Regions from separate parts of the Homo sapiens genome. Here region 1 is linked to region 2. A link is a loop called in an ENCODE intact Hi-C map of the cell type or tissue named here. Cell type or tissue: natural killer cell. All regions are shown on one strand. Links, peaks and the distances in the headings refer to the core of each region. The heading gives the core; the rest is flanking DNA. Region 1 overlaps C2CD3 (C2 domain containing 3 centriole elongation regulator). Region 2 overlaps DNAJB13 (DnaJ heat shock protein family (Hsp40) member B13).

Region 1 (10,984 bases), core at 2,793-6,792, 130 kb before region 2:
TGGACAGTCCTGGTGTTATACCCAACTGATTTGAAATAGTAATTAGTACCTGTTTGCTATTCTGAATGGCCAGACTGAGGAGTCCTGCTGGAATCGTGGATGCCACTGTCTGCTGTAGGCTATTAGTTTTCCTTTTTTTCTTAAATTATGATATTAGTTTGGTCTGGTGTTACCCTTCTTCCACTTCACTTCTCATTCCTTTGCTGTTCTAAATGTAGAATTTATTCTAAATTTACGATTTATTATTTTTCCTATGAAGGGAACAGCCTTCTATTCTTAGTATATTAAGAGCTTTTATCAGGAACAAATGTTGAATTTTATCAAATGCCTTTTCAGCATTTGTGTTAATCATTTTTATTGTTCCATTAATGCACTGAATTACATTTATGGATTTCCTAATATTAACCCAGTCTCATAGTCAAGAGTACATCCTGTTTAGCCTACTTACAGTGAGTAGTTGTGAGAGTTACAATGAAAATTAAGTGTCTATTTTAGTATCAACTAATTATACTTATCTCTTTATCTATACTCAGACTTCATAGAGAAGCAGAAATATTCTAAGCAAGTTACTCTTTAAAGCTCACCAGTGTTTCTGTTTCATTTAATAGGCAGAGGACCGAGGAAATGGACTGATGGAGCACTGCTTTGAGATCCATATAGAGATGGTTAAAGGGCTAGCCCCTCTTCAGGCAACAGTCTGGGGAGAAGCAGATTGTTATGTCCAGTACTACTTTCCAGTTCAACACTCTCAATCCAGTGTGCTGAAAGGACCTGAGTTCCTTGAAAATGGTAGGTTTAGATATTAGGCTTTCTTATTCTTATATGGTTCTTTTATTAGATTATACTTAAGAGTTTTTTTTTTCTGAGTGAATTTTGTGTTGTTGAATATTTCTAGTCTTACTGGGCAGTAAAACAGGAGATAGGCCAAGTTTTTTTTATTTTTTAACTATTTTTGTAGCTTTTTATTTTGATACAATTTCAAATTTACAAAAACCTGTAAAAATAGTACAAAGAACTTTGGTATACTCTTTACCTAGTTCTACCAATTATTTGCATTTGCCCTATTTTATATCCTTTACATGCCCACTCTTATCTATACACATAGTATAAGTTGATTCTTATTCCTCGCAGTAGTTCTGTTCTGTAAAGCCACCATGAACGCTGAATTAAGGAATACTGAACCACTGTTCCTAAGGGAAATATGTACATATACATATCTCACATAGATCATTATCTTAACTCCTAAAACAACTTACCCTGGTAGACTCTGTTTTCTTTATTTTATGAAAGAAAAAATGAGATTCACAAGCATTAAGTGACTTGCTTGGGGCTGCCCCACTAACAAGTGCCAAGGTTGGGATTCAAACCCCATCCTACTGTACCCAGATTGGAAGCTTCTCACTGCCTCCTACTGTCTCCATCTTCTGGTAGTCTCGGAGAGCTGAAACAAGAAGTCAAACTCGCTCACCTTTTTCTCACCTGGGAACAAACAGACCAGGTGACTCGAACTTTTTGCCATTCGGTGTATGTTCCAGAATGATTGCCAGAGTGCTGCCAGTGTTGATTTTGAGGTTCAAATAAGAGATTTGTATATACAGAATATATAAAGAACTCTTACAAATCAATCATTTCTTAAAAACCAATTAAAAAGTGGGCAAAGGATCTGAATAGACATTTCTCCAAAGATATACAAATGGCTAATAAGCACATGGAAAAATACTGAGCATCATTACTTATTTGGGAAATGCAAATCAAAACTACCAAGATACCATTTCATACTAGCTAAGGTGGCTATAATTAAAAAAAAAAAAAAAAAACCTAACAAGTGTTGGCACTTGTATGGCAATATATGAATTGTCCACCAGCAAGGTATCTTTTTCTTCTGTATTATCATGGGACCTTAGGGAACCATAACTACTAGGGAATTACTAAGTAATATTCACTGGAAGAACATGAAAGAAGAAGAAAACACTAAGTCATATGTTGGATTATTCTGAAATGCTTTTCTTTTCCAAAGGAATTACTCTGAAGCCCTTCAGAACTGCAACCACACTCTGTGTTCCAGATCCCATCTTTAATAGTGAACACCATCACTCTCTCCTGTTGCCAGCTGAGGTTCCAGTGCAAAGGCTCCTACTAAGTGCTTTCTCTGCACAGGGCCTCGTGCCTGGAGGTGGAGTCCAGTTTGAAATCTGGTGCAGGTACAGTGTGGAGACCCCAGTCCTATGCCTAGGAAGGAAGTGCACAATCATAAAGCATCCTACTCCTAACCAGCCTAGGTTGAATTATTGTAAGGAAGCTAAGCAGCCTCTTCAGCCCTGTTTTATGTTATTTGGATTTGACAGTGACTCTTGTCCAGTTTTTACTGAAGTCTGTTATTAGGATCTTATGACCCATTGTATCTCATATTTCTAATCACTACTTACATTGAAAGTGAAAGTTTTATTTATTTTACCTCCTATTATGTATTAAACATATCAATCACCTTTTTTGTGCGTCCCTTACTGCCTTATTTAGTTCAGGCCCTTTTCATATCTTGCCTAAATGACTGTGGTAGCCTCCTAACTGGCCTCCTACTTATAAACTCATTTCTTGTAACCTGTTCTTCCCACCACCAGAGGAACATTTATATTTATTTTATAAATATAATTTAATAATATAATTTATATATAACAAATATATAAATTATTATATTTGATTTATATTATAAAATATAAATCCACTCAATGTTACAGACATTGGAAGATTTCCAGGAAAATACTGGCATAAATACGGATGTTCAACCCACCCCTTTACATCTGCACCACCGACAAACCAACTAAAGTGCTTAAGAGAGTATAAATATAAGAGGAAAGGAAACAGCATCAGGAACAGAACTAGGGATGAGTACCATCCACATGCGAGAACACTTTCCTAAATACAATTAATTGTCAGTCAAGTACAAAAAAGATTTTTAAAACCACCTAGGTTTGAGTTACAACTTTGCAATCTAAGAATGGATTGTTTTGACATAAGAAGGAAATAGAGTAGGTACTGACAGATCCTCATTACCCTGGTAAATTAGAGGGGCTTCAGCATGAAGATGAGAGTAAGCCATGAAAGATATTGGGCCTACTCCACTTTGAACCACTTTTGCTGCTGCAAGATGGAAGCTTTCAGGAGTGGCCACCCCCGACAGGTTCAAGGCATGTACAGTTACCGCACAGAAAACTTGAGGGAAGCTAGGCTTTGTCCTGAACTCGGTATAATTTATGGAGTTCCTCCTCCACATAATGAGTGGTAAATTTAGCCAGACACCATAGCTGCGTACTACCAACACAGAACAATCAGGCACCAAAGATAACCAGGTAGTGAAGGCTGATCTGTGGGGCAGACTGAATCATTTATCACCTAATTCTTCTGACAACGTGTGCTTTTGTGGTTTACAGATACTATTATCCTAATGTGAGAGACCAGAAGGTCGCCAAAGGAACCTTGCCATTATCAAGGATCTGTGCTATGGTAACCACCCAGCATCGTGAGGATGTGGGAATACAGACCTTTAATCTCCCTTTAACCCCCAGGATTGAGAACAGGAAAGAATTGAGGAACCAGTCATCAGGTAATTGAAAACAAGTTTGTCTTTTTCTTTCAAAATCAGTATACATAAAAATATATAAAATAGCCGGGTGCGGTGGTTCACACCTCTAATCCCAGCACTTTGGGAAGCCAAGGCGGGTGGATCACCTGAGGTCAGGAGTTCGAGACCAGCCTGACCAACATGGAGAAACCCCGTCTCTACCAAAAATACAAAAAAATTAGCCAGGCATGGTGGCCCATGCTTGTAATCCCAGCTACTTGGGAGGCTGAGGCAGAAGAATTGCTTGAACCCAGGAGGCAGAGGTTGCAGTGAGCCAAGATCAAGCCATTGTACTCCAGCCTGGGCAACAAAAGCGAAACTCGTCTCAAAAAAAAAATATATATATATATACACACACACACACATATATATATATAAAATATACAGTATACATAAACATCCCTTTTCTCTCTAAATTAGTGATTCTCCACATTTTGAGGGATTTGCCCTTTTGAGGATCTGATGAAAACTGTAAGACACCTTGTCTTGGAAAAAATGAGTATAGAATATACACTGCCAATTTTGTATACAATTCTAGAAAACTCATAGCTCCATGGAGTCTATGTAAATGTTGCTTGTCTCATTTCACCTTTAACTTCAGCAAGCATTTTATAAGCCCTCATGCCATAAATTCTAAGCATTATATGGTACACTCAGAGAATTGTTATTCCAAGCCAACATGAGCAGATAGGGGATTGGTAGAAGATAGCATGAACCAGGAATTCACTGTAAGGGAGGAGAAGGCTAGGGTTTAAAGTTAGGAGAGGATTAATTCGAATTTGGAGATTTGAATGATATTACATCCTAATGCTTCCAGCAGGATGGTGTACCCTCTAAATTTATCATCAGATAACGAAGTTTAGCCTCCTATATCAAGTTGCTGTACATGCTTGCTAAAGAGTATCTGCCAAAACAATAGGTTTTATGTCACCATAATTAAGATTGAGTTGTTTCTCCTGACCCTCCCTGATCAGCTTATTCTGTTATTCCATAAAGCTGTCCCTGAAATGTGACAGTAGGATGATAGAGGTTTTATAAAAAGGTAGCATGAGAAGGATATTTCAGGTGGTGATGGTAGGAGGGTGATAGAAGTATGTGAGGTGTGGAAACCGTTTGAAAGTTTAAAAAGAAAATGGCTAGAGCCCATCTCAATTCTATAAACATAATTGGGGGTAAAAAGAAATCTGGAGTTAAGTTCTGCCTTCAGTAGTTGTGTAATCTTGGCAAGGAATTAAATCTCTGAACCATAATTTCTTGAATGTAAAGTAAATTAGTAACCTGTTAAACCTTTATTAACCTTAAAGAATAACAATGTGATTATGACAAGGACAGATTCTCTCATTGCCCTTATTGTTCGTTGTAGTGTTAATCCTCTTCCATCCTTCCTGACCAAAACTTTGTGGTTTGGTGGAACAGAGATTCTTCTGACCAACCTTCTTTCCTTGTGTCCTCATTCTTCAGGTTTACTGGATGTGGGCCTAAGGTACAGGCGTAGTCCAAGAACAGCAGAGGGAGTTCTTGCTGCCCGAACTGTTTCCATCTCAGTCCAGATTATCAGAGCCTGTGGTCTGCAAGCAGCAGCCAAGTAAGTCCACCTGAGACAAGCAATTCTCAAGCCTTTTACACTGCAATCATTGTAAAATAATGCTCAGATATGCAAAACTTTCTTAGGTATAATTTCCAGTTCACTAACCACAACTCCTCTTTTTCTGTTAATAAAGCATTTCAGAATATGAGTAAATCACTTGCAAACGTTGCTATTTTAACTGTTAGCAACTTACCTCCTTGACCTTGCCCAACAATTTTATCCTGTGCCTTTCTTAACAACTTAGTCTTATGGCCATACCCTACACCATCAAACCATGCCATACCCAATCACTGCAACTCCTGTGTAATCTCACTTCATTCCTTTCAGTCTCTGAGTACTACCTCCTATTTTTCCAGCTTGCACCCCTTTAGTCTGTTCTCAACATAGTAGCCAGTGAACCTATGAACACTTAAGTCTAGCTTTGTCGCCCAGGCTAGAGTGCAGTGGCGGGATCCTCATTACTGTGTTGGTCAGGCTGATCTCGAACTCCTGACCTCAAGTGATCCACCCGCCTCAGCCTCCCAAAGTGCTGGGATTACAGGCGTGAGCCAGTGCACCTGGCCTATGTTTGATCTTATTCAGAGTAAAAACCAGAGCCCTTAAAATGGCTATGAGACCCCATATGATCTAAACCACGTGCCCCACCCCCCATCTATCTTTGTGATCTCATCTCCTGCTAGTCTGCCCTCTGCTTACTCCACTCCAGCCACAACCCCCATGTTGCTTCTGAACACACCAAGCATATTTTCCTCTCAAGGCCTTTGTCTTGCTGTTTTCTCTGCCTGGAACACTATTTCTCTAGAAAAACAGCACAGCCCTTTCCCTTACCTCCTTCAGGTCTTCACTCATACTTCTCTCTGCCTTGAATATTCTTCTTCCTTTTGTCTACTTAACAAACTCCTATTTTCCTTCAAGACTTTGCAACATCTTTACAGTCTCTCTTTATTTCTTTGTACGTGTAGGCAGAGTTGGTGGTTTTTCCTTTGTTAACACCTTGGTTGTAGCACATATTCTGTTTCAATTATTGGCATACATGCATTTTTCTCCCACTAGGCTGTGAGTTCCTCTAGTCAGAGATACTGCCTGAGCTCCTCTCCATCCTTCTAACCTCCTAGCATAGTTCTAGCATATAACAGGCACCCAGTAAGAAAGAGAACTAGATCAGGCTCCTGCTTCAGACTGACACCCTTTGAACAAAGAAACAGACAAGTGCTCCCTAACTTTTTCCCTGTTGTAGCTGAGGGTCAAACTGTTCACCTATAACTTTATGGTCTCCAAATAAGAAATTGCATTATTGTGTGAGATCTGATGCTGAAGAGCTAAGATACTCAGTGTAGTTAATATTGTTCCTCACTAAATTCTCCACGTAGACTCTTTCAGTTACTGCCCAAGAACATCTTAGTGTTAGTGAAGGTGATGTCAAGACAGGTTGGTTTTGGGTTTTGTTTTTATGTTTGTTTTGGTTTTTGGTGTGTTTCGTTTGTTTGTTTGTTTAATTTCAACTTTTTATTTTAGATACAGGGGTACATGTGCAGATTTGTTATATGGGTATGTCGCATGATGCTAAGGTTTAGGGTACAGATCCCATCACTGAGACAGTAAAGCAGTTTTATAATCATACCACTTCCTTACATTAAAACTTGATGATTTCCCATTGTTGATAGCAGTGATCTCATAATTTTAATTATGCATTCCTATTAATAAAAAAGGTAGCATACCCTTTAAATATGTACATATTTACTCATGTATAAATCATCTTCATGTACTGCTATACTCATATACAAAATATATTCTAAGATATACCATGGAATAGAAAAACTTTAATATATGAGATAACCAATATAGTTTATCCTATGAACCTCCTAAGTTGTATACAGCCTTCTTTAGGGATCATTGGTCCATATAATAAGGTCCAACTTCCTTAGCTTGGCATTCAAGCCCCTTCAAAATAAATCTGAGTCTTAAAAGAAGAATAGTAGTTATCAAGATACCCAAAAGGGGTGAAAATTATTTTGGTGAAAGAGAAGAACATGTGCAAAGGCAGGGAGGCATGAAACTTGTGTTTTTGGAGTACCTCCTCAGTCTCAGATCCAGCCAACATCAGAATTCTTCAATATGGCATTAAATTAACTAGCATTTAATTGGCAGAGAAGGACTCAGAATTTAGATACTCAGTAGATCTCAGAGAGGGCAGATAACAAGTCGGAAACTCAGTAGTTGCTCTGTCTGAGGACTCATGAGGAAAGTCAGATTGGATGACAGGCAGTTTGTTCTAAATCTCCCATTTGGTCTGTGTCATATATTCAAGGAGGGAGAACAAGAAGCCAGGCCAGTTCTGACACAACACTCTTCTGGTAGGTTGGGAGAGGTTCACAGGATGTGAGACAATGCATGGTATAATGGACACAGAACTGTTCTAGAAATCAGACACTATAGCTTCTAGTCTCACCCCCATCTCCTACTAGCTGTGTATGATTTGGGGCTGATTTCTTTACTTCCATGAGCTTCGGTTTCTTCATCTGAAATGGAAATTTTAAATACCTACCCTGATTTTGTAGGGATCAGTGTAAAAATTAACAAATATGAAGTCATTTTATAAACTACAAACTATTGTACAAATATACAGATTTTTATGATTACTTCCACTTGTATAGATAATTGTGACCTCTATTTGCCAGTAAAATCAGAGAAGTAAATTTTGCATTGCCTCTTACTGAAAAGAATTCTTGATGTTCTAAACTTACCCCTCTTGAATCCTTACGCTGGCATCTAGATAGCAGGTGCTGTAAATTAGTCTTCTCTCATCAAGAAACACCAGCCTCCATCTTACCTGCCAGTGGTCTTCCTGAAAATACATTGTTGGTGCCTATGTAAAGTAGGCACTTCTTACTGACTTGCTTCTTCTAACTCACCTGATCTTTAACTCAGAGTGAATAGAACCTTTCTTGGACATAGCCAGTAGTCTTTAAATGCCGTGAAGCTAAGGAATTGAGGCTACTTCACTACTATATATCCAGCTGAGCCCAAGGCATGACACACAGAGCAGATACCCAGCAAATAACGACTGAATGAGTGAATTCAAACCAGCTTGGGGCCCAAGCCTTTCTGCCATCTCACTGCCATCTCTGAAAGTTCCCTATTAAGAGTCCTTCACTGTCCATATGCAAGTTCTTTCTTTTGTATATATTATCTAATGTTATCTTTACAACACCCTATGAGTATTTTATCCTCATTTTTTTTTTTTCGAGATGGAGTTTCACTCTTGTCGCCCTGGCTAGAGTGCACTGGTGCGATCTCAGCTCACTGCAACCTCCGCCTCCTGGGTTCAAGCGATTCTCCTGACTCAGCCTCTGAGTAGCTGGGATTACAGGTGCCCGCCACCACGCCCGGCTAAGTTTTTGTATTTTTAGTAGAGATGGGGTTTCGTCATGTTGGGCAGGCTGGTCTCAAACTCTTGACCTCAGGTGATCCGTCCACCTCAGCCTCCCAAAGTGCTGGGATTACAGGCGCGAGCCACCGCACCCAGCCTATCCTCATTTTTTAAGCTACTGCTAGCATTCAATTTATTTTCACCCCATTTTTCCTAGGCATAATATATACTTCATGGTATACTATTGTATGGATGCACATTAATCTTCTGTTAATGATAAATCATCTATTAATGATCATTAACGATAATGAAAAGGAAAAAGTTTTTCTTTTTTTCTTAGAAATGAAATTGCAGTAAGCATCCAAATATATAATATACATCTTTAGTATTTATATACTATCTTATGTTAACCTCATCTTAGTGAAGAGGAAACTGAGACTTAAAGGAGGTTGAATAACTTATCCAGAGTCACATGGTAAGTAAATGGTGGAGCCAGCATTCAAACCCAGATCTGTATAACTCCAAATTACTACTCTCTATGAAGTACAGTAAGGTTTTAACAGGAAGGAACCCAGAAGTCTACTTTAGGGATATCAAGAAATGCTTCAAAAATAGGTGATTTCTTTGCCTAGATGTCAACTCTATCGCCTTGGGGAGTTTAGGGAAAGGGGGTTTGTCCCATACTGTAGCTACACCCAAATGACTTGACTACTCTTTATGAGTGTCGTTAAAGGCGTGTAGATTCCATTTATACATCATGGAACATCTGTGCTGAGAAAGATAAAAGCAGCCCCAGACTTCTGGGAATTGGGCCAAAATTCATAGGTAGGCTTTGGTGTTTTCTTGTTGACCATAAGTAATCTTACAGAACATCAGCATCAGACAAGATCACTGTATGACTATGATGAAGTGAGACAAAAACAAGACAGCTCCATCATCATGTCTAAGCACAGACCAAAACGAGGTCACTTATGCAAACCATAGAAACAGCCAACATCCTCCTGTCTGGCTAAAATGAGTGACAGCTGCTGCTTCACCAGTTATAGCTTTAGCTTTACTCTAGTATTCCCTCCGTCTAGATAAGATTCTTTAAGAAAATCAATCCAGAGCAAAGCCCTGCTCCTTTAAGCCCTCACTCAAGTCAGCTAACACAAGTCCAATGCTGATAAGCCCTTTCTGATACTTCTCACTGAGATGTACTATGGTTCCCCATGGTGTATATTTTCCTTAATTGCAATGAGCAGTAAACCCAGCTTGTTCAACTAGAGTTGGTTCCTGTGGTCCTTGACTTAAGAGCATTGACAGGACAGTGGGTCATCCTCAGAGTCACTCTGATGGGCAGATGTTATCCCCTCCACTCCCATATACATATGCCATGATATCTAGATTACTAAGAAAGCCCATTGTGGCACTGCCAAAAGCCTAGATAGAAAGCATATAGTTGGTTTTATTCTTGGTGGTCTCATAGAAGTAATGAAGTTATTTTCTAGAAAATCAAGCTGATTTCTAATGTTACCATGGTATCTTCTCATTTCCACCCTTCTCCTCTACAGGGCTTTGGCTGAACGGGAACCCGCTCTACAGTTTAGTGCCACAGTCGGGGTCAATGCCTCTGTCACCACTCATCTCTCCTTCCTGCCCCAGGGAGAACAGCGCCGAACCCACCCTGTGGCCTGTTCTTTCTGCCCTGAGTTCTCCCATCACGTTGAGTTCACATGTAACTTGGTGACTCAGCACTGTAGTGGAGAGGCCTGTTTCCTAGCAGAGTTGTTGGAGTTTGCAGAAGTTATTTTTGCTGTCTATCATGAAAATACCAAGTCAGGTGAGCACCATATGACTTGTCACAATCAAAATTAAAAGAGGCTGCATTGTGAATAGTATAGCCCTTCCTAGGAGATACATACTGCAGTATTTAAAGGTGAGGAGTCATAATCTCTGCAACTTATTTCTGAAAGATATAGCAAAAAATAAGGATATGTACTAAGTATGTAAGAGAAAGATAGTGTAGAGAGAAATAAAGCAAATGTGTCAGTGTTAATGGGTGTATCGAGATGAAGGGTGTGTAGGAGTTCATTATTATATTTTTGCAACTTTTCTGTATACCTGAATTTTTTTCAAAACATTTAATTTAAAAAATGGGCTGGGCACAGTGGCCCAAACCTATAATCCCAGCACTTTGGGAGGCCGAAGTGGGAGGATCACTTGAGCCCAAGAGTTCAAGGTGCAGTGAGTTATGATTGCACCACTGCATTCCAGCCTGGATGAGAGAGTGAGACCCTGCCAAAAAAAAAAAAAAATGAAGGCATTCAGGCTTTGATTGGGGCATGAGCAAGAGCAAGATAATCTCTAATGCATTTTACAAAACTAAGATTTAGTGCATATAAGGGGAGGGTTGTGTGGATATACT
Region 2 (9,037 bases), core at 3,983-7,982:
GGGGTGAGGCCCGGCTAGCCTCCTCTCACCCCTGCTCCAGCCCACCACAGTCATGTCAGCAATGCCTGGCGCAGCATCTGCTTCTTCTGGGGTGTGAGGCGGGTGGGGAACTGGATGTCGAAGAAGATGAAGAGATCCCCTTTCTTAGTGGGGTCCTCCGGCAATGGCATCCCCTCCCCTGGCACCTTCTTGAAGTATTTGGGGCTGAAATAGGATGAAAGAAAGGAGCATAGAGGGCATCCCAGAGCAGCACCTCAGCAGGTCCCTGTCATATAACCCCTACTCACATAACCCCAGGAAGGGGACAGTCACTGCAGTCTTCACCTGGAGTGGTTCTTAGCCAGAACTGGTTGGGAAAGGAGCTCCCTGAAAACCTGTTTACACTGAGTCTCTGATGGAGGATTCCAGAAACTTTGTTTAAGACATGGGAAACGGGAAGTAAAGGTGAGCAAACCCTGGGGTGAGGGCGAGGGTGCTGGGCTGCCAGGCAAACCTCCTCACGGGCAGAGGGCCTTTCTTGGAAAAGGACTTAGGATATGCAACTCAGAACTCTAATGAGAAGTTTGCAGGGCATGGAGGCTACAGGGTTGCCCAACAATGGGGGCCTCTAGCCTCTGCAGTGGCTTTGTGTGGATTAGAAAAAGATGTTCCTTTTGCCAGGTGATTGCAGCCCACAGCTTGGCCAGTGTGGGTTCAGTTTTGGTCCTCTCTATCCCCTCAGCAGGGAACCCTTCTGCTGGGGGCAGCCTGTACAACTCTACTGGGCAGACCTGTCACACTACCACCTAAATCCCAGGCTAGCCCTTCTCTTGGCTACTGGGGCCCAAGGCAGATGGACTCACTGGATGATGTCATTGATGGGGATGTTGAGCAGACGGTCATCTAGGGTCCTCACCTCCACAGTGCAGCAGGTGAGAGCCTAGGGAGGGTCAGGGCCAAAGGTGGGGCTGAGGAGGGTCACCATGGCTCTCCTATTTAGAAGGCACCTTAGGAACCTGTCCAGTGCCAGACTGTGAGTTGGGCACAAGGGAGACGAGGCTGTTCAATAACTAATAGGTGAATGACCCATGCAATTTTCTGCACTGGCAGGAAAGATGGATGGATCTGGCAGGTAAGATGGATGTTGTATAAATGTAATGATGGAGACAGAATAAAAGCGTTTGTGGGAGCCAAGGAGAGGCCCCTAAACCATTCAGGAGTGGGGCAGGAAGTGGTAGCAGTGGTGGTAGCTATTGATGAGGACCCTATAGGGTCAGGTGAATAGACAGCATTCCAGGGAGAGGGCCCAGCAGAAATGAGAACGGAGGTGTGACAATGCGCCACACAGGCAGGGTGCTATGCGGCGAAGGGGCGGGAGTGCAGGGGAAGGAGTAAGCAGGGAGCAGATCGCAGAGGGCCTCCAGTGGCACAAAGATGTTTAGACAGGAGTGTGGCAGGGTCTGATGAGTGTGTGGCAGGATCCCTAAGGAGAAGAGCCTGGAGGAGATGAGAAGTGGGGAGGAAGGCCTGCTGCGCAGATCTGGTGTACAGATCCAGGCGGTGCAGATGAGCAGACGGGACCAAGTGGATGGTGATTTAGAGGGTGGAATCCACAGGGCTTAGTGACTGATGGCAGGTGGTTGTGGGAGGGGAGGCCAAGTCTAGGCCGGGGCAGGCAGGGCTCACTCTGATCTCCTCCCCGCTGCTCCTGCACTTTGCCCACTCACCTTGCCAAGAGGGATGGGGTTCACGAAGAAGAGGTTGTCATTCTCCCTGCGGAAGCGAGGGTGTAGCTTCTCCTTTACGATGAAAATGATGTCTGCTGGGATGATGTTGGGGCCCTGGGCAGGGGACGCCAAAAGGTGACAAGGACTAGTTGGCCGTGTGACCTTGGCCAAGTTCCTGCCTCTACTTGTCTCCATGTCTTCATCTGTACAATGGGGAGATGAGAGCAGGTTTTCTGGAAGGGCCTTTTCAGTTTGGCCCCCATAGCCCAGATGGATTAGAAGCCCGAGAAGCTTACCCAAATGAATCCCCCCAGAATTACTTCTGTACTGAGCATGCCCAAAATAGACACACTCAGCTGGAGGGGCGGAGAGGCTTCCTCAGACGGCAGGCAGGTGGAACACTAAGCTGGGCGTCAGGCAACTGCCCGTATGTCTCTGTCTTGCTAGTAACTCCAGGCATGACACCCCTGTCCCAAACTTCATTAAGTCACCAAAACTCTGCTGAGGTCTCTTCTGGGCGCTGGGGACAGAGGAATCAGACTGGCCCCTAACACTGACAGTGAATCCTCAGCACGCTCAAGACATGATAAAGGGAGGCCCAGAGGCTGGGGCTCAGAGGAGGCTGCCCAGAGCGGGGAACACTGGAGCTGGGTTTTGAAGCGTGTTTATTCGAAGTAGATGTTTTATTTGTATTTTGTCTGTTTGTTTTGTTTTTAGACAGGATCTCGCTCTGTTGCCCAGGCTGAAGTGCAGTGGCATGATCATACTTCACTGCAGCCTTGACCTCCTCGGCTCAAAAGATCCTCCTGCCTCAGTCTCCTGAGTATCTGGGACCACAGGCACACACTACCATGCCCAGCTAAATTTTTTATTTTTAGTAGAGACAAGGTCTCGCTATGTTGCCCAGACTGGTCTCAAACTTCTGAGCTCAAGTGATTCTCCTGCCTTGGCCTCCCAAAGTGCTGAGGCTATAAGTGTGAGCCACCAGGCCAGACCGGAGGTAGATGTTTCATAGGTGAGAAAGGGGGCAAAAAGTGCAGGCAAAGGAATGTGTCTTCCCTGGCTCTGAATGCCTCTTCTCAGGACTTAAGGATTCAGCACGCCTTGGACAATAAATTTATGTTTTTATTTAAATAGTATTTAATTTAAAATTATTATTAATAGGCCAGGCACGGTGGCTCACACCTTTAATCCCAGGCACTTTGGGAGGCCGAGGCAGGCGTATCACCTGAGGTCAGGATTTCGAGGCCAGTCTGGCCAACACGGAGAAACCCTATCTCTATAAAAATACAAAAATTAGCTGGGTGGCTGGGCGCAGTGGCTCACGCCTGTAATCCCAGCACTTTGGGAGGCCGAGACAGGTGGATCACCTGAGGTCAGGAGTTCAAGACCAGCCTGGCCAACATGGTGAAACCCCGTCTCTACTAAAAATACAAAAATTAGTCGGGTGTGGTGGTGCATGCCTGCAATCCCAGCTACTGGGGAAGCTGAGGCAGCAGAATAACTTGAACCCGGGAGGCGGAGTTTGCAGTGAGCTGAGATCGCACCACTGCCTTCCAGCCTGGGTAACAGAGCGAGACTCTGTCTCAAAAAAAAAAAAAAAAAAAAAAAAATTAGCTGGGCGTGGTGGCACATGCCTGTAGTCCCAGCTACTCAGGAGGCTGGGGCAGGATAATTGCTTGAATCCAGGAGGTGGAGGCTGCAATGAGCTGAAATCATGCCACCTCACTCCAGCCTGGGCGACAGTGAGACTCCATCTCAAAATAAAAATAAATAAATAAATAAATACATAAATAAATAAAATTATTATGATTAAATGGTTTCTGAGTAGCTCCTGTAATTGGGCTTTATTCTGAGAAGCACTGAAGAAAATCAGGAAAACACTGGAGTTCAGACTGGGATCTCCTTTCAGCTCCCATGTTCTTGCCCTGGGCAAGTCCCTTTCTTCTCTGGGCCCCCATTTCCCACTCTGTAAAATGGGGACAGTCCCTGGGCTGCCTGTTCACAGAAGCACTGTAAGGCTAAGGCTCTGTTCCTTGGAAGGAACATTAGGGATCCCATCTCACCCACTCTGCAGACTGGGCTCTCTACAGACCAAGGCTCACAGGGGCAGGAAAAAGTATTGCCTCCTTTCCCTTCCTTTCCTCCTCAGTCTTCCCACCGCCTGAGCTCAGTGACTGACCTGAGTCAGCTTCTTCCCCCCTCACCTGGTCCCCTTCCTTCTCAAAGGTGATGCGTGTGCCCTGCCTCCAACCGGGCTTCACATCAATGGTCAGGATCTTGTCCTTGATGGTGGAGGAGTACCCATCCTCGTTCAGCACCTATAGCAACATATCAGGTGTGGGGAGGTCTGCTTAGGACTTCCATGAGTACAGTCGAGATTTGCTCAGATTTTCATGAACACTCAGGTGACCTTTGCACACGTGAAAGATGCTCTATGGGATTTGTACTTGGGCTCAATCCTCTAGCAATGGGAAGAGCCTCCAGCAATGGGGAGAGCCTGCCCTGAGCCACTCCCACTCCCATCCTGTTGCCATGACAACCAAGAACTTATGATTCCAGTATGGCAGAGGATGCCATGAGACTGGGGCTGGGGGCTGAGATGCCAAGCAGTCACCATTAGTTGATCAAACACACAGCTCCAGCCCTGGCCACTAACAGATACATGGTGAAAATGTACTCCATTCCTCTCTCCAAATCCCAGAGGCCCGGCCCTGAGCCTCCAGCAAGTCTCTTAATCCCAAAGAGAGAAATGAAAGTCAACATATCTAAGCCTCCCCCAGTGCATTCCCCACTGGGGATCCTTCCACTCCCCAGTCGCATGTCCAGATGGGTTCCATCTGTGGAAAGCATGGCCGCATCGGCATCTCCTCTGCTGGGCAAAGGTGGAGGGGGCTTGCTCTTATGCCTGGCACAGGGCTGGGCCATGGGACAGGGCCAAGCCAAGGACTAGACATGAGGCACTGAGGGTCTTCCTCAACCCGTCACCTTGGGGACTATCTCCCAGCCCACCCTCCATGCCCACTGTTCTTTCTTATGCACGAGGCATGCACCCTGATGAAATCCTGGGAATATGGTCTGGTAAAGCCCAGAAGGAAGAATTCAGAAGAGACTCCTCCCATTCAGAGCCTTTCCAGTTCCCACGGGGATGGGGCTGAACTGAAAGAAAGGAAGGGAAAGAGCCTGTCCCAGTTGGGAAGGCTGCAGAGGGCACTCCTGCACTAGGAAAGAACCGGGCTAATGTCTTCAACTGTCCCTTCCGAATTTCAGATTCCGGAATTCTAACATCCTAGGTCTCTGAATCTAAGGTTCCATAATTCCATCAGAGACCATCCCTGAGTCCTCCCACCCAGGTAAGGGAGGAGGCAGCTGCTAGGCTGCAGGAGATAGGTGGCTCCCGGGAGGAGCAAGCTGAGTACTCACCCTTCTGGAGATCTTAATTTTTTTGGTGCAGCCAAAGAATAAGTCCTCCAGGGACAGGTAGAGATCCCGTTCGACTTGGGGGTCCTGCTTCTTGACCCCTCGGCCCTGGAGCCCCCCAAAGTTCAAATCTACCTCACTTCCTTCTGCATCAAAAAACTCTGCAGGAGGTAGGGAGAGGAGTAAGAGAAATTGTATCCAGAGACCCAGACATGCGCGCGCGCGCACACACACACACACACACACACACACACACACACACACACACACACAGCCTCCCTATCCAGATATGCTCCCCAACCTCTTCAGTGTCCTGTGTAACACCCAGCATCCTATAACCACCTCTCAGACTGGCCAAGCCAAGGAGCTGTCTTCAACTGCAGATGCAGTGATTATCATCCTTTGCCATTTCCCACTGCTTCACCTCCCCTTGGGACATTCCCCCCCCACCCCGCCCAACGCTTCCCCGTCTCTCTTATTCACAACTCGGATACCGTAACTCTGGCTGTCTCAGGAAAGGGAGGCACTCCCTCTGGTGGCCGCGCTCAGGAGTGCCAGAAGAGACTGCTGGTAGTCCTCGGCAGGAAGGTGAGAGCCTGCCAGTCCTCTCTACTCTTCCCCAGACTCCATAACCCTTCGCTGTCCAGCCCAGCCCAAGATTGCTAAAGACCCCAGACTCAAGTTTCTATAAAGCTGTCAGCTGAGATGGGGGAGGGAAAGGGTTGGTCCCTAACAATTTGAGAGGCCACCGGCATTCCCCAAACTCCTCTTTCCTCAATTTCTTTTGCCCCTGCCCAGCTCTGCACCCATAACCCCTCTTGCTGCCCCCATCCTTCCTCCCAGTGCAAAGACAGCCCCATCCTGGCTCTGCCCCTGATGTGCTGTGTGATCCGTGGGCTTCAGTGTCTTGGTCTGTGGGATGGGGTAATAATGCCTGACCTGCCTTCCACCATTAAGATGAAGAGCTAAAACTTGCTGAGAGCTTACTATGCGTCAGGTGCTATTTTTGGAACCTTACATTATTATTTCATTGGTCCAGGGAGCCCAAACAAAACGCTTAAGGTCCCGTAGCTAGTAAGCAGTAGAGTTGGGATCTGAACCACAGGACAATATGACTACGGAACCTGTGTCCTTAACCACTGTGCCACGCCGCATCGCTAGATGTGGAAGCCCCTCATAAGCTGTAAACTCGAGGGGCGCTATGGTTAAGAGTTTTCATATTCTGCCTCTCATGGTTAATGCCATGGAATGAACTTCACAGGCTAGAATGGTGAAATGACCTTAGGCAGGGATGGTGAGGTGACTACACTATGTCCCTCTAAGATGCGATGGGCAATCAAGAGGCCTGAATCTTCTGGTCCTCCTGTTGCATTGCTGAATTCACTTGTTCACCCAGACCTACAGTGTACCAGGCAGTAAACACCCCAATAGCCAGTCCACAGGAAGCCCAGCCCCTCAACCCTGCAGGGAGATGGGACTCAGGAACCCTTGGGGTGGAGCACTATGGCAGTATAGCTTCTGGGCACTGCCTGAGGAAGCCCAGACCCTGAGCCTGACCTTTCCCAATGAGCGATGCCCTGTAGACTCACTTGGCTCCTTTGAACTGAGACAGGTAGGGAGGCAAGGTCCACTGTATGGCATTTTTGGACTGCAAAGCCCCTTTCATTTTTTTTCTTTTTTCTTTTTTTTTTTTGAGACAGAGTCTCAATCTTGTTGCCCAGGCTGGAGTGCAATGGCGCAATCTCGGCTCACCACAACCTCCACCTCCTCGGTTCAAGCGATTCTCCTACCTCAGCCTCCTAAGTGGCTGGGATTGCAGGCATGCACCACTGTGCCTGGCTTTGTTTTTTTGTTTTTGTTTGTTTGTTTGTTTTTAGTAGAGATGGGTTTTCTCCATGGTGGTCAGGCTGGTCTTGAACTGCCGACCTCAAGTGATCCGCCGGCCTCAGCCTCCTGAAGTGCTGGGATTACAGGTGTGAGCCACCATGCCCGGCCGATTGCAAAGCCCCTTTTCATAAACATTATCTCATCTGATAATAGCCCTTGAGCCTTAATGATTATTTTGGCTATGTAATGGTTAGGAAGCTGGGGTTTCAGAGGGGTGAAGAAATTTTCCCAGGATCACACGGTTCACAAATGGCAGCGCATGGATTGGAAACAGGCCCGCTACTCGAAGCCCCTTGCTGTTTTCAGTCTCACGTGGAGCTTATAAACTCAGCTTCTTCTGGCAGACACGTGAGGGTGGCACAAGGTGGGAGCAATCTCTGAGGCAGAGGGGCTGTAACCCACATATTGGCACAGAAAAGAGAAGGAAAGAACTTATGAAGTTCAGAAAGGCTGAAGTATAGTCAGGGAGAAGGGGCAAGAGGTGTAGGAGAAAACAGGCAGTGAAAAATCTAGGCCTTATGTGGGTATAACTGGAGCCAGGAAGTCAGGTGTGAAGGTCTTTTCACTGCCTTTGCAAGATGATTCTGAGCCTCAGAAATCAACTCTTGGTCAGTTTGTCTCAGACCTGGAATCACGCACCCATCCACCTACTCAGCCATCCTTCCGCCTACCCAGCCATCCATCCGCCTACCCAGCCATCCATTCATTTACCCAGCCATCCGTCCGCCTACCCACCCACCCACCCACCATGTGCTCGTCTATTCATTCATACACCCACTCATCCATTCATCCATCTGTCCTTCCTTCATTTCATGCATCCACCCATCCACACTCACTCTTGTCAGATGCTAGGCTGGGATTTGGCTACGCTGAGATCAATCAGACCTGGAGGATCTCCCAGTCTGGTAGGGAGACAAGCATATTAGGGAAACTATAAATAGCACAAGAACTGTTTTAACTGCAAAAGAGACAAGAGGTATCTTCCCACAAATACAATATTAGCAAAAGACTGGGAAGAAACTACCCATCAATAAGACAGTAATTAAAAATAATAAATTAGACCTGGCATGGTGGCTCATGCCTATAATCCCAGCACTTTGGGAGGATGACGCAGGCGGATCACCTGAGGTCAGGAGTTCAAAACCAGCCTGGCCAGTCTTGAGTGGAAACCCCATCTCTACTCAAAATACAAAAATTAGCCAGGCATTCTGGTGCCCACCTGTAATCCCAGCTACTCGGGTGGCTGAGGCAGGAGAATCGCTTGAACCCAGGAGGCAGAGGTTGCAGTGAGCCAAGATTGTGCCACTGCACTCCAGCCTGGGCAACAGAGCAAGACTTTAATAATAATAAATTATAAAACATCCATGGTAGCCATGCTGGCACTTGGCATCTGCTCTGTCCTCCTTCTTGCATACCTTCCCTGCTAGAGAATCTGTAGAGCCAAAAGGAACATCCCCCAGACTCTCTTGCAGCTAAGGTTCTGGCTTTGAATTCTGTTCATCAGGTAGTTCCTGAGCTGCTTGGGAGGCAGGAAGAAGGCGGCAGGCATCTCTCCGTGGCTCTGTCTGGAGCTGGTGGGCACTGTTGTGGAGACACTAGGTTTTTCTGCAGCAGCCTTTGTGGGTCCACCCACGAGTTTCATGCCTGTCAGAGGCAAGTGAGGCAGCAGTTGCAGCTACATTCATGGTGTGCTCTGGAATGCAACGGTGACATTTCCTGATTCCTTCTTTGTGACTGTGGCAGAGACAGCAGCTCTCCTTGTGGGCCAGTTTAGAGGTGGTGTTCTTGGAAGATTTCCTACAGGGCCAGCTTACAGCCTTCTCACCCAGGCCTTTCAATGATTATTTCTTTATTTATGTATTTTATTTTTTTGAGACAAGGTCTCAATCTGTCACCCAGGCTGGAGTGCAGTGGCCCGATCTTGGCTCACTGCAGCCTCAACCTCCTGGGCTCAGGCGATTCTCCCACCTCAGCCTCCTGAGTAGCTGGAACTACAGATACACACCACCATTCCTGGCACATTT

Evidence for each region. Peaks named below come from ENCODE experiments on the same cell type or tissue, not always from the same donor. Only the 100,000 strongest peaks of a DNase experiment are listed, where the experiment ranks them.
Region 1: it touches region 2 in a loop (5-fold over the local background); 43 of 110 quality-filtered maps call a loop at or near these places.

Annotation. Positions count from the first base shown.
Region 1 is chr11:74,085,033-74,096,016 of GRCh38, reverse strand. It overlaps C2CD3 (C2 domain containing 3 centriole elongation regulator), which reads left to right. Exons shown (of 33, transcript NM_001286577.2): 17 at 609-789; 18 at 2,018-2,201; 19 at 3,429-3,601; 20 at 5,081-5,204; 21 at 10,131-10,399. Among named protein-coding and RNA genes, the nearest start is that of C2CD3, 80 kb to the left of the region's middle. In natural killer cell, for the core only: no CTCF peak of the experiment used is centred there; a DNase peak (open chromatin) is centred at 5,136.
Region 2 is chr11:73,961,128-73,970,164 of GRCh38, reverse strand. It overlaps DNAJB13 (DnaJ heat shock protein family (Hsp40) member B13), which reads right to left. Exons shown (of 8, transcript NM_153614.4): 4 at 5,130-5,287; 5 at 3,914-4,027; 6 at 1,707-1,820; 7 at 843-919; 8 at 1-204. The coding sequence ends at 51. Among named protein-coding and RNA genes, the nearest start is that of DNAJB13, 15 kb to the right of the region's middle. RefSeq lists silencers at 5,397-5,486, 5,507-5,616. In natural killer cell, for the core only: a CTCF peak has its summit at 5,678 (motif pointing left); a DNase peak (open chromatin) is centred at 5,654.